2 separate regions of the Homo sapiens genome follow, and region 2 is linked to region 1. The links are chromatin loops, found by intact Hi-C in ENCODE. Cell type or tissue: gastrocnemius medialis. All regions are shown on one strand. Region 1 has its middle 5.5 kb from the start of FGF6. Region 2 overlaps FERRY3 (FERRY endosomal RAB5 effector complex subunit 3).

The links. Hi-C counts contacts between places; a loop is a spot of excess contacts. Peaks named below come from ENCODE experiments on the same cell type or tissue, not always from the same donor. Only the 100,000 strongest peaks of a DNase experiment are listed, where the experiment ranks them.
Region 2: it touches region 1 in a loop (3-fold over the local background); 1 of 110 quality-filtered maps calls a loop at or near these places.

Annotation. Positions count from the first base shown.
Region 1 is chr12:4,448,833-4,453,832 of GRCh38, reverse strand. No RefSeq gene overlaps it. Among named protein-coding and RNA genes, the nearest start is that of FGF6, 5.5 kb to the right of the region's middle. RefSeq lists a silencer at 2,716-3,010 and an enhancer at 2,627-3,329. In gastrocnemius medialis, no CTCF peak of the experiment used is centred here; DNase peaks (open chromatin) are centred at 2,892, 3,872 and 4,712; H3K27ac peaks cover 3,340 bases.
Region 2 is chr12:4,505,001-4,510,000 of GRCh38, reverse strand. FERRY3 (FERRY endosomal RAB5 effector complex subunit 3) reads left to right here. Exons shown (of 14, transcript NM_020374.4): 10 at 4,621-4,695. Among named protein-coding and RNA genes, the nearest start is that of FERRY3, 31 kb to the left of the region's middle. RefSeq lists an enhancer at 143-777. In gastrocnemius medialis, no CTCF peak of the experiment used is centred here; no DNase peak of the experiment used is centred here; H3K27ac peaks cover 697 bases.

The sequences.
Region 1 (5,000 bases):
GCTCATATGACATCATCTCTCTAACAAATTTGAGAAAAAGTGTTGATTATTTTTTAGTGTGTTTGGGCTTTTACTTGTTGTTAGGATCAAATGACAACTTTCAAGCTACTTATATACCGGACCATAACCCAGAAGTCTGTTCTGTTCATTTTTTAGATTATTTTTTTCTCTGTGATTCATGTTGAAAAGTTTCTATGGTTATGTTTTCACTTTCACTAATGCTTTCTACTGTAATGTCCAACCTGTCATTAAACCTGTCCAGTGTATTTTTCATCTCAAGCATTGTACTTTTTATCTTCAGAAGTTTAATTTGGATCTTTTTTACATCTTCCATGTCTCTACTTAACATTTCTTCTCTTTAACTTTTTGAACATATTAAATACAGTTATGATAACCGTTTTAATGTCTCTGTCTGCTAATTCTAACATCTGTGTTAATTCCAGGTTGGTTTCAACTTTATTATTATTCTCCTCATTATGACTCATATTATCCTACCTCTCTGCATGACTTGGCATTTTTTACTATATGTCAATTTAATATAAAAATTTTGCCCTGTTCAGGGCTGTATGTATTTTATTTCTATTTCCTTTTCTTTTTCTTTTTCTTTTTTTAGATGGAGTCTCACTCTGTCACCCAGGCTGGAGTGCAGTGGCATGATCTCAGATCACTGCAACCTCCGCCTCCCGGGTTTAAACAATTCTCCTGCCTCAACCTCCTGAGTAGCTGGGATTATGGCATACGTTACCACGCCAGGCTAATTTGTGTATTTTTAGTAGAGGTGGGGTTTCACCATGTTGGTCAGGCTGGTCCTGAACTCCTGGCCTTGTGATCTGCCTGCCTTGAGCCTCCCAAAGTGCTGGGATTACAGGCCTTAGCCACTGCACCCGGCCTGATGTTCTATAAATATTCTTGAATTTTTTCCTAGAGTGCATTTAATATACTTGAAAACAGATTGATCCTTTTTGTGTTTGCTTATAGTATTTGTTAGGTGGGATCAGAGCAGCATTTGGTCTGAGGATAATTATTCCCCACTAGCGAGGCAAGACTCAACCCAACACCCCAGGAATGAGGATATTTTCTAGCCTGGCTGGTGGGAACAGGTACTGTTTCCAGTCTTGTACGAGCTCCAGATACTGCTCCCTCTAATCTTTTTCCCTAGTTCCTTCTCCAGCCTCAGGTAGTGTACACATGTGCTAATCAGTACTCTGTGACCACTTGAGGGGGGTCCCTCAATGCATCTCTAGCTTCTTTTTTTGTGCAGCTCTCTCTTCTCTGGTACTCTTCCCTGAAAGCCCTCTTTGCCTTAGTCTTTCTCAGTCAGCTTCATCTCCTCAATTCAAGGTGTTTTCCAGGATCCAACAAGGTTTCTTCTCCCTGCATCATGCCTGAAATCTCTCTTAAATCAGTCAGCTGGTAGAAGTGTAGGATTCATCTCAGCTTCTCATTTCTCAAGAATCACTGTTCTTTGTTGCCTGGTGTCTAATGTCTTGAAAACTGTTCTTTGATGTGTTTTTGCGATGTTCTCGTTATTTGGGGCAAAAGAATAAATCCAGTTCCTGCAGAGCCTATTTATCCCTATTACCAAGACAGGACCCTTCTGGGGTCTGTACTGAATACTCTCCGCTGAGAACATCTAGTCCTCTCCACCTGGCTGGTCTGAACAAAGCTGCCCCGTGTGAGCACTCAGGATTGCTCACCTCACTGCTTTCTGGCAGTGCTTTTCCTAATTTCATGGAGTTTCATCCGTACTTGTGTGGCTTTGCTTTCAGCAACAAACACAAGAGCAAACCTATATACCGATTTCTGCAGCCCTTTCTCTACGCAGCTTCCTCTGCTTTGCAAATTGTGACTGCCTTAGCCTCGCCAAACTTCAGTCTCTGAACCCTCCACTCACGGTCACCACTGCACTCTGTGTAGGTTCTCCTTTCCTGCTCTGAGATCTGGAGAGTGCCTCCAGGCAGAAAGAAGATGCGATCATGGGGTCCATCTTATTTGTTTCCTTTTTTTCAGGGGTCAGAGTCCTGTGCTTCCTGTTATCCAATGTTTAAAAACTGCTGTTTCATTTGTCCCATTTTCTTCTTGTTTATTACGGGAGTGCAAGTGCAATACAAGTTTCTCCATCATAGTGAAAGCAGAATTCTTCAATGTAACTATTTTAAATGACAAAATGCAAATCATTATATTGAAAGTGCTTTTTTCAAATTAATATCCCACTCCTACCAAAATTCTGATCACTCCTCTACAGAGGGCTGGCCCTTGTTTGAGAATAACGCGTCTAGTGAAATCCATGGATTTAAAGCCTTTAATTCAACAACACTTATTCAAACATTTCATAAACTGTATTGCATGGCGGGCACGGTGCTCCGTTCTGAAGATACAGAGACAGGTAAGACGCCATTGGTGCCTTAAGGATTTCACTATCAAAGTCAGCACCTTGTCAGAGTGTTATAAACCCAGTAAGGGCAGTGACAGAGATAATCATGCGAAATATCAATGAGGCAGGGTTGTCAGAGTGTTATAAACCCAGTAAGGGCAGTGACAAACATAATCACGTGAAATATCAATGAGGCAGGGAAAGCAGGGAGGGGAACAGGCCACTGAATCCAGTTTAGAGACAGGTGGAAGGTTGTCAGGGATTACTTCCAGAGGTGACATTTAAGCTGACTCTTTAAAAGGGAAGCAATTCACCAGGCAAAGGGAGGACACTTTGAGCAAAAACAAGAGGCAGAAACAGCACACAGTATGCCTGGGAACAACAGGCCATTTGAGGTTGCTGAAGCAAAAATTCCCAGAGAGGGAGAGGCAGGGGATGGAGCTGGAGAGGCCGGGAGAGGTCAGGACAGGGAGGGCCTTTTTGTGTCACACTGGGGAGCCTGCCACTAAGGGCTGAGTCTTTTACATAACTTTGCATGGTGGCTGGCAGGGTGCATGCCCGCCTCAGCATGCAGCAGGTATTATTAGACGATGATCATGAGAGGCAAATCTGAGAAACCGCAAAACTCTGAGCGGAGCCAAAATCCCTTAGGTTCCGAAGTTCCAGAAAGTTATCTGACTCCTCTGCCCCTTTGCAGATTCAGCTGAGATGTGTGGCCGTGGTGGTCAGCCAGCCCTGAGGCGCTGCTTTCTTGGCAGTTGGCTGAGCCTCTAGACTTGCATCTATGGCTGGAGCATAGTAAGGAGGGGGAAGGGAAGAGCATGAGTGAGACAGAGAAGAAAGACAGCGCTAGGAGATAGGAAGTCATGCTGAGAGACACAGCCACATGGGGCTCAGATTGAAGGGATAGATCAAGAAGCACTTTAACGCAAGAAGATGACTGCTAGTGTGGAGAGGAGAATCTTTCTCCCAGAAAACTCTGCAAATACTTGGTGACCAACCAGACCACAAAGCTGCGTGTTCAGGGGCTCCTTCCCTCCCCATTGTAGGGGTCTCTGGGAGTGGGGCAGGGTCTCCAGTCTGAACTCAAGCCAGGATTCAGACACATATAGACAATGCAGATAGGCCGGCCCCAGCAGAAGTGTATTTGTCTGAGGGGTTGAGGGGCCTCCAGAAAAATAATCCACATGGAAGGAAATGGGAATCCCACCTGATCAGCTTAACCCATAACAAGACTGAGTCCTTTGCAGGGCAAGGAGTCTGAAAAGAACTTCAAATCAGCAGATTGCCAGGGCATGAGTAGTACTGGCCAGGTATTTCCTTAATAGGTATAACATGAAGACGGGGACTAAGGTATTCTTCCTGGCTTTGAAACAGAACATAAAGCAGTTCTGGCTCCTTGAGGGCTTCAGGTGCTGAGCTATAGTGAGAAAGGGAACACCCCCGGGCTGCCCAGCAGGAGGTGGAAAGGCTGGAGAACAGGGAGATCCACGCAGGTGCCTGGCAATGTGCCCAGGCAGAAGCAGTCACATGCTCGTGAACATATGTGAGACATGCTCTGAAACTGCAGAAATATCTTGGGGGTGGTTTGTAGTGGGGTGAAGTTCCACATGAGTTGGAAGAAGCAAGAACTAGGGAAATGTGGATTATAACTGTTAATGGCTCCCACTGTGTAAGTGGGTGAGGCCTGGGAAAAGTTGAGTTCTACTAGGAAAGTACAAAGTTTAGGTTTCCCCAGGGAATAGCTAGCAAGATAATGGCTGCCTTGTCTTTGCGGAAGTCCAACCTGGACACTGTTGATCAGTTGAAACTGTTTCTCTTGAATTCTCCCTCATGTAGCAAGTTTATGAGCTGCAAATGTCCCTCTTTGCTCAGGCCTAGGGCAGGAATCCTTCCTCGATCCTCATCTCTACACATGTCCATCTCATGCCGATTAAATCCTGTGAGCAATCTCTACCACTAAAAAAACCAGGGATAGGTGCAGAGCTGCCTGTCTGAGCAAGATGGGGAGGAGATACAGGGAGGCTTCAAGGCCGCTGTGCCAAGCTCACACAAAGACAGACTTTGAGACAAAAGAGACAAAGACACTAAGCACAAACAGCTATTTTGTTTTCCACCTTATCATTTTCCACATTTTCCAAATTATCTATAGAAAAAGGCAAATGCTAGTTTTTCAAAACCAAATGTAAAAAGTACAAGTAAGCACAGCTTTTCACAATCTACGTGGATGAGGCTCATCTGAGTTTTATGTGCTTTCCCTTTTGGTCACCCATCAGGCATTTGATCCTGATTATGTAACACACAGCAGTCACAGAGAGCAACCACCTGATGTGACGGAGGGAGTTCTGCCATGCAGATGATGCGGAAGGTTGGTGTGGCTAAGCATTGCCAAATCTGACAAATCTGTATTTTGTGGTATCCCCCTTGGGGACAAGGACCCTGTTGTGGGAGGAGATAGACATTAACGTATTTTCCCACTCACCTCCACTGGATCTTGGCTCATCCAGCGAGAGTGATTGACAATCCCCAAAGGCTGTTGGCCAACTATTTGCAAGAGGGGTCCATGGAGAGAGGCCTCTTCCACCTGTTACTCTTTTCTCTATCACTTCACATCCATAGGGGTCCC
Region 2 (5,000 bases), 56 kb before region 1:
TTTTTCAAAGTTTTCAACTTCTTTGCCTTTGGTTTGAATGTCCTCCCGTAGCTCAGAGTAATTTGATCGTCTGAAGCCTTCTCTCAGCTCGTCAAAGTCATTCTCCATCCAGCTTTGTTCCATTGCTGGTGAGGAACTGCGTTCCTTTGGAGGAGGAGAGACGCTCTGCGTTTTAGAGTTTCCAGTTTTTCTGTTCTGTTTTTTCCCCATCTTTGTGGTTTTATCTACTTTTGGTCTTTGATGATGGTGATGTACAGATGGGTTTTTGGTGTGGATGTCCTTTCTGTTTGTTAGTTTTCCTTCTAACAGACAGGACCCTCAGCTGCAGATGTGTTGGAATACCCTGCCGTGTGAGGTGTCAGTGTACCCCTGCCGGGGGGTGCCTCCCAGTTAGGCTGCTCGGGGGTCAGGGGTCAGGGACCCACTTGAGGAGGCAGTCTGCCCGTTCTCAGATCTCCAGCCGCGTGCTGGGAGAACCAGTGCTCTCTTCAAAGCTGTCAGACAGGGACATTTAAGTCTGCAGAGGTTGCTGCTGTCTTTTTGTTTGTCTGTGCCCTGCCCCCAGAGGTGGAGCCTACAGAGGCAGGCAGGCCTCCTTGAGCTGTGGTGGGCTCTGCCCAGTTGGAGCTTCCCGGCTGCTTTGTTTACCTAATCAAGCCCGGGCAATGGCGGGCGCCCCTCCCCCAGCCTCGCTGCCGCCTTGCAGTTGGATCTCAGACTGCTGTGCTAGCAATCAGCGAGACTCCGTGGGCGTAGGACCCTCCGAGCCAGGTGTGGGATATAATCTCGTGGTGCGCCGTTTTTTAAGCGGGTCTGAAAAACGCAATATTCGGGTGGGAGTGACTCGATTTTCCAGGTGCGTCCGTCACCCCTTTCTTTGACTCAGAAAGGGAACTCCCTGACCCCTTGCGCTTCCCAAGTGAGGCAATGCCTCGCCCTGCTTCGGCTCGCGCACCCACTGACCTGCGCCCACTGTCTGGCACTCCCTAGTGAGATGAACCCGGTACCTCAGATGGAAATGCAGAAATCACCCGTCTTCTGCGTCGCTCATGCTGGGAGCTGTAGACCGGAGCTGTTCCTATTTGGCCATCTTGGCTCCTCCCCCCAGGACCTAAATATTAGGGTAATAGTCATTTCAAATATTTTTTAAGTTGTGTTTTTCTTATATTTCATGTATCATAGATGTAAAATCACAAACATCCTCTTGTCTGGCTTGAATGCATACACAGTATTTTATTATTTCTCCTTTTTTTTTTTGAGACAGAGTCTCACTCTGTCATCTAGGCTGGAATGCAGTGGCACGATCTCAGTCCCTGCAACCTCTGCCTCTTGGGCTCAAGCAATTCTCGTGCCTCAGCCTCCTGAGTAGCTGGGATTACAGATGTGTACCACCGTGCCTGGCTAATTTTTGTATTTTTAATAGAGACGGGGTTTTGCCATGTTGGCCAGACTGTTCTCAAACTCCTGGCCTCATGTGATCTGCCCACCTTGGCCTCCCAAAGTGCTGGGATTACAGGCATGAGCCACTGCACCTGGCAAGTATTTAATTATTTCTTATAAAAACCTGATATTGGTGCCCAGGAAATAAAATGTGGTAAGCTTTAAAATTGGGGCTGTTTGTACCTTTAAATCTGTGTTTGGTACTTTTGAATGCTTTTTTCTTTCTTTTCTTTGTTTGCACCTGCTGTGTTTAAAGAAACCATTGTAGTATTTTAGGTGCATATATTTTCTGTTGTACAGTAGCAGAGAGATATTATATCTTTGCTTGATATAAGGAAGACCTTTCTGAAGGGTCTTTGTTCCCATCTCCCATCTTCCTCTCTCCCAGAAATTACAGAATTCTTTCCTTTCTCCCGTAGCTAGAATGTGGCTATCTAGTCATAACTTGACTAGCATAACTTGACTAGGGTTCACTGCAGTTTCTTTATCTATTCAATAAACTTGTAAAAAATAGTTTATATGTTTTTAATCATTTTTTAAATAGGTAAAACACTCTCAAAATTCACAATTCAAACTGTACAAAAGAGCATACAGTGAAAGTGTCCCTAACTCTGTTCCCAGCCATCCAGTTTCCCTCTTCAGAGGTACCCAGTGCTATCTCACATGTACCTTCCAGACAGATGTTTATGTATGTGTAAGCAAGTGTATGTGTGTACTTATTTTCCTTTTTTACATAAATGGCAGCTTTCTACATAACACTATTCTGTACTCTGCCTTTTTCACTGAGTAATTTATCTTGGAGGTCATTTCGTATCAGTCCATAAAGACCATCCTCATACTTTTATGCTGTTGCATAGTAGTCTGTTGCAGGATATCCTGTTATTAATCAGTCTCCTCCTAATAGACATTTGATCTATTGCTTATTTTTTGTTACTATAAGTAGTAATGACTACTAATTGTAAATAACCTTGCATATGAATAATTGTGCATGTGTGTGAGCAGTAAGCATATCTACAGAAGAGATTCCTAAAGATAATTCCTGGGTTAAAGGACACATACGTTTATAATTTTCCGTAGTATTGGCGATTACTCTGTATAGTATTTCTACCAGTTTATATTCCCACTAAAGGGAGGTTTTGCTGTGGCAATATGTGTTATATATAACAGAGCCAGCTGAGTATTAGAAAATCCCTATAGAAGTATATCCTAACAAAACCTTTCAGAAAATCTCGGTATACCCTCTTATTCTTCTACCAATTGTTATTACTTTTATCAACCCTCGCAAAAAGAACTCATATCCATATTACGTAAAAATAGCTTCCTTCTTCTCGTACAAACTAGCAATAATGTGATCAGAAACATTTTAACCTTATTCTTAGTAGTGACTAAAAGCATGAAGATTGAGATCATGACAGGTGTGGAAGGAGGAGGAGGATTCTAAGTATATTTATGAGAGATAGAAAGTGTGCAGTCAATGACAGGAAGTTTTTAAACCACATACGGCTAAGGCAGTGCGTGTATATCATGATTTTATTTTGTTCTTGTTCAAGCAACTACTTTGTGGTTTCAGTGAGTCAGTGATGCAAGTAGGTTTATAAAAGACTTTCTTAAAGCTGCATGTTGTTATAGAAGGACTTTGTGAAAATACCTTCTCCATCTTTTTCTGTGCACGCCTACATGTGTGTTCTGCATGTTTACATCCTGATATGCAATTACTTGTTTATTCTAAGACATTCCATTATTTTTCTTACTATGGTTGTTATATTAACATCTTCATATTTCTGTGGTCCATGATAAAAAGCCAAAAATGTTTATACACATTTATATACATTTAAAAAAAATAAAACTAGCCATCTTCTTACTATTACTAAACAAGGTATTGCCATGAAAACATGGAAAGGGAAATGGACTATGAACTGTTCTCTCTCGTTTACTTAACAGAGATTCTATTTGTTCATACTCCATGTGAACAAGATTAGAGTCCTTCTTTATTGTTCCTTATAATCTATGCTACGATTAGACATCTATTCAAAGCCTATCAAATCACATGGCTCTATATTAGAAACGATAATTCATTAAATATGGATTCTAGCATCAAAGCCTTCTATCTCTCTGACTCTTGATTTATAAAATATGTGCATTTACAAAGTACAGTGTTATAAATCAATTTATCAAAGTCACTGGATAAAAATATTGTTACTTTTATTCAGATCTCTTTTAAAACTATAATATTTTGATATTTGCTGTTTACTTGTTTGAAGGTCTGTTTTCATGTGATTTTCTGATGCTAAAGGCCATTCCAAAATAGATTCCAAAATAGTTTTTAATTGGAATAAATATGCAATCTCTTAAAGATAGCTACTTTGAAGGCTAATATTCAGTTTGCATTTGTGAGTTCTGATGGAATTCTTATAAACTTTAGATGTCTCTTTTATTAAAATATATATGTAAAATAATTTGCATTCAGTCTTTATAATGTATATTCAATCATAATGTTTATTTTATTTATTCTTCTAAGAAATAGCGTGCCTTCAAAAAAGAAGAAAAACTGTTAAATATCTGAAAAAAAAGCTGTTTCATTTGAAACAGTTTCACCTATCTGTTATAATTGTATATAGCGTCAGGTAAGAAATAAATTTTAGGAATGGGGTGAATATACAGTGATTCCTGGTCCCACTAGCCATTTATTTGTAGCCCTGAACAAGTTATATCAACAACAGTGACTCAGATTCTAAAAATAAAGATGGCCACACCACAACTATCTAATGAAGTTATTTTATATGTGGTTAACTTGGTGCCCTGAACCTCCCAGATGAAAAATAGGATACTGGCATGTCTAATATGGGTAATACCATAGGACTTATAATCTGAGTATGTGAATTAAAGACCTGGCTCCACTACTTATCTGTGCATGCTTGGTTAAGTTAGTTAACCCATCCAAGCCTCTGTCTCCTCATACATAAAATGGACATAGTAGTAGGACTTACCTCCCAGGGCTGTGGTTATAGAGGTTTTGTAAGAATTAAATGACATCATCCATGTAAAGCATATAGCAGAATGCCTGGCACATAGATGCCCTTAGTGAATTTTTGCTGTTGTTGTGATTCTTTTGGGAGCAGTCATAGTAACATATTCTCATATGTTGTTATGTTCTTTCATATTGCATTGTCTTATGAATAGATTCTGGAAACCAAAATGGAGGAAATGATGATAAGACTAAGAATGCTGAGAGGAACTATTTAAATGTTTTACCTGGTAAGTATTTCTTTTTATTTTAAATTACTGTTTTCTTATACCAAAAGATGTTTTATAATGCACACCATAGGAATTTATGTTTTAAATCTATGATTTTAGTATATGTCATTATATCACTTTGAAACAACACTTTGTACCTATATAATACACTTTCACAGACGTTTTCCAGTGTTAAACTTAATTATTTTGTTGGTTTGTTTTGAGACGAAGCCTCGTTCTGTCGCCCAGGCTGGAGCACAGTGGTGCGATCTCAGTTCACTGCAACCTCTGCCACCCGGGTTCAAGCGATTCTCCTGCCTCAGCCT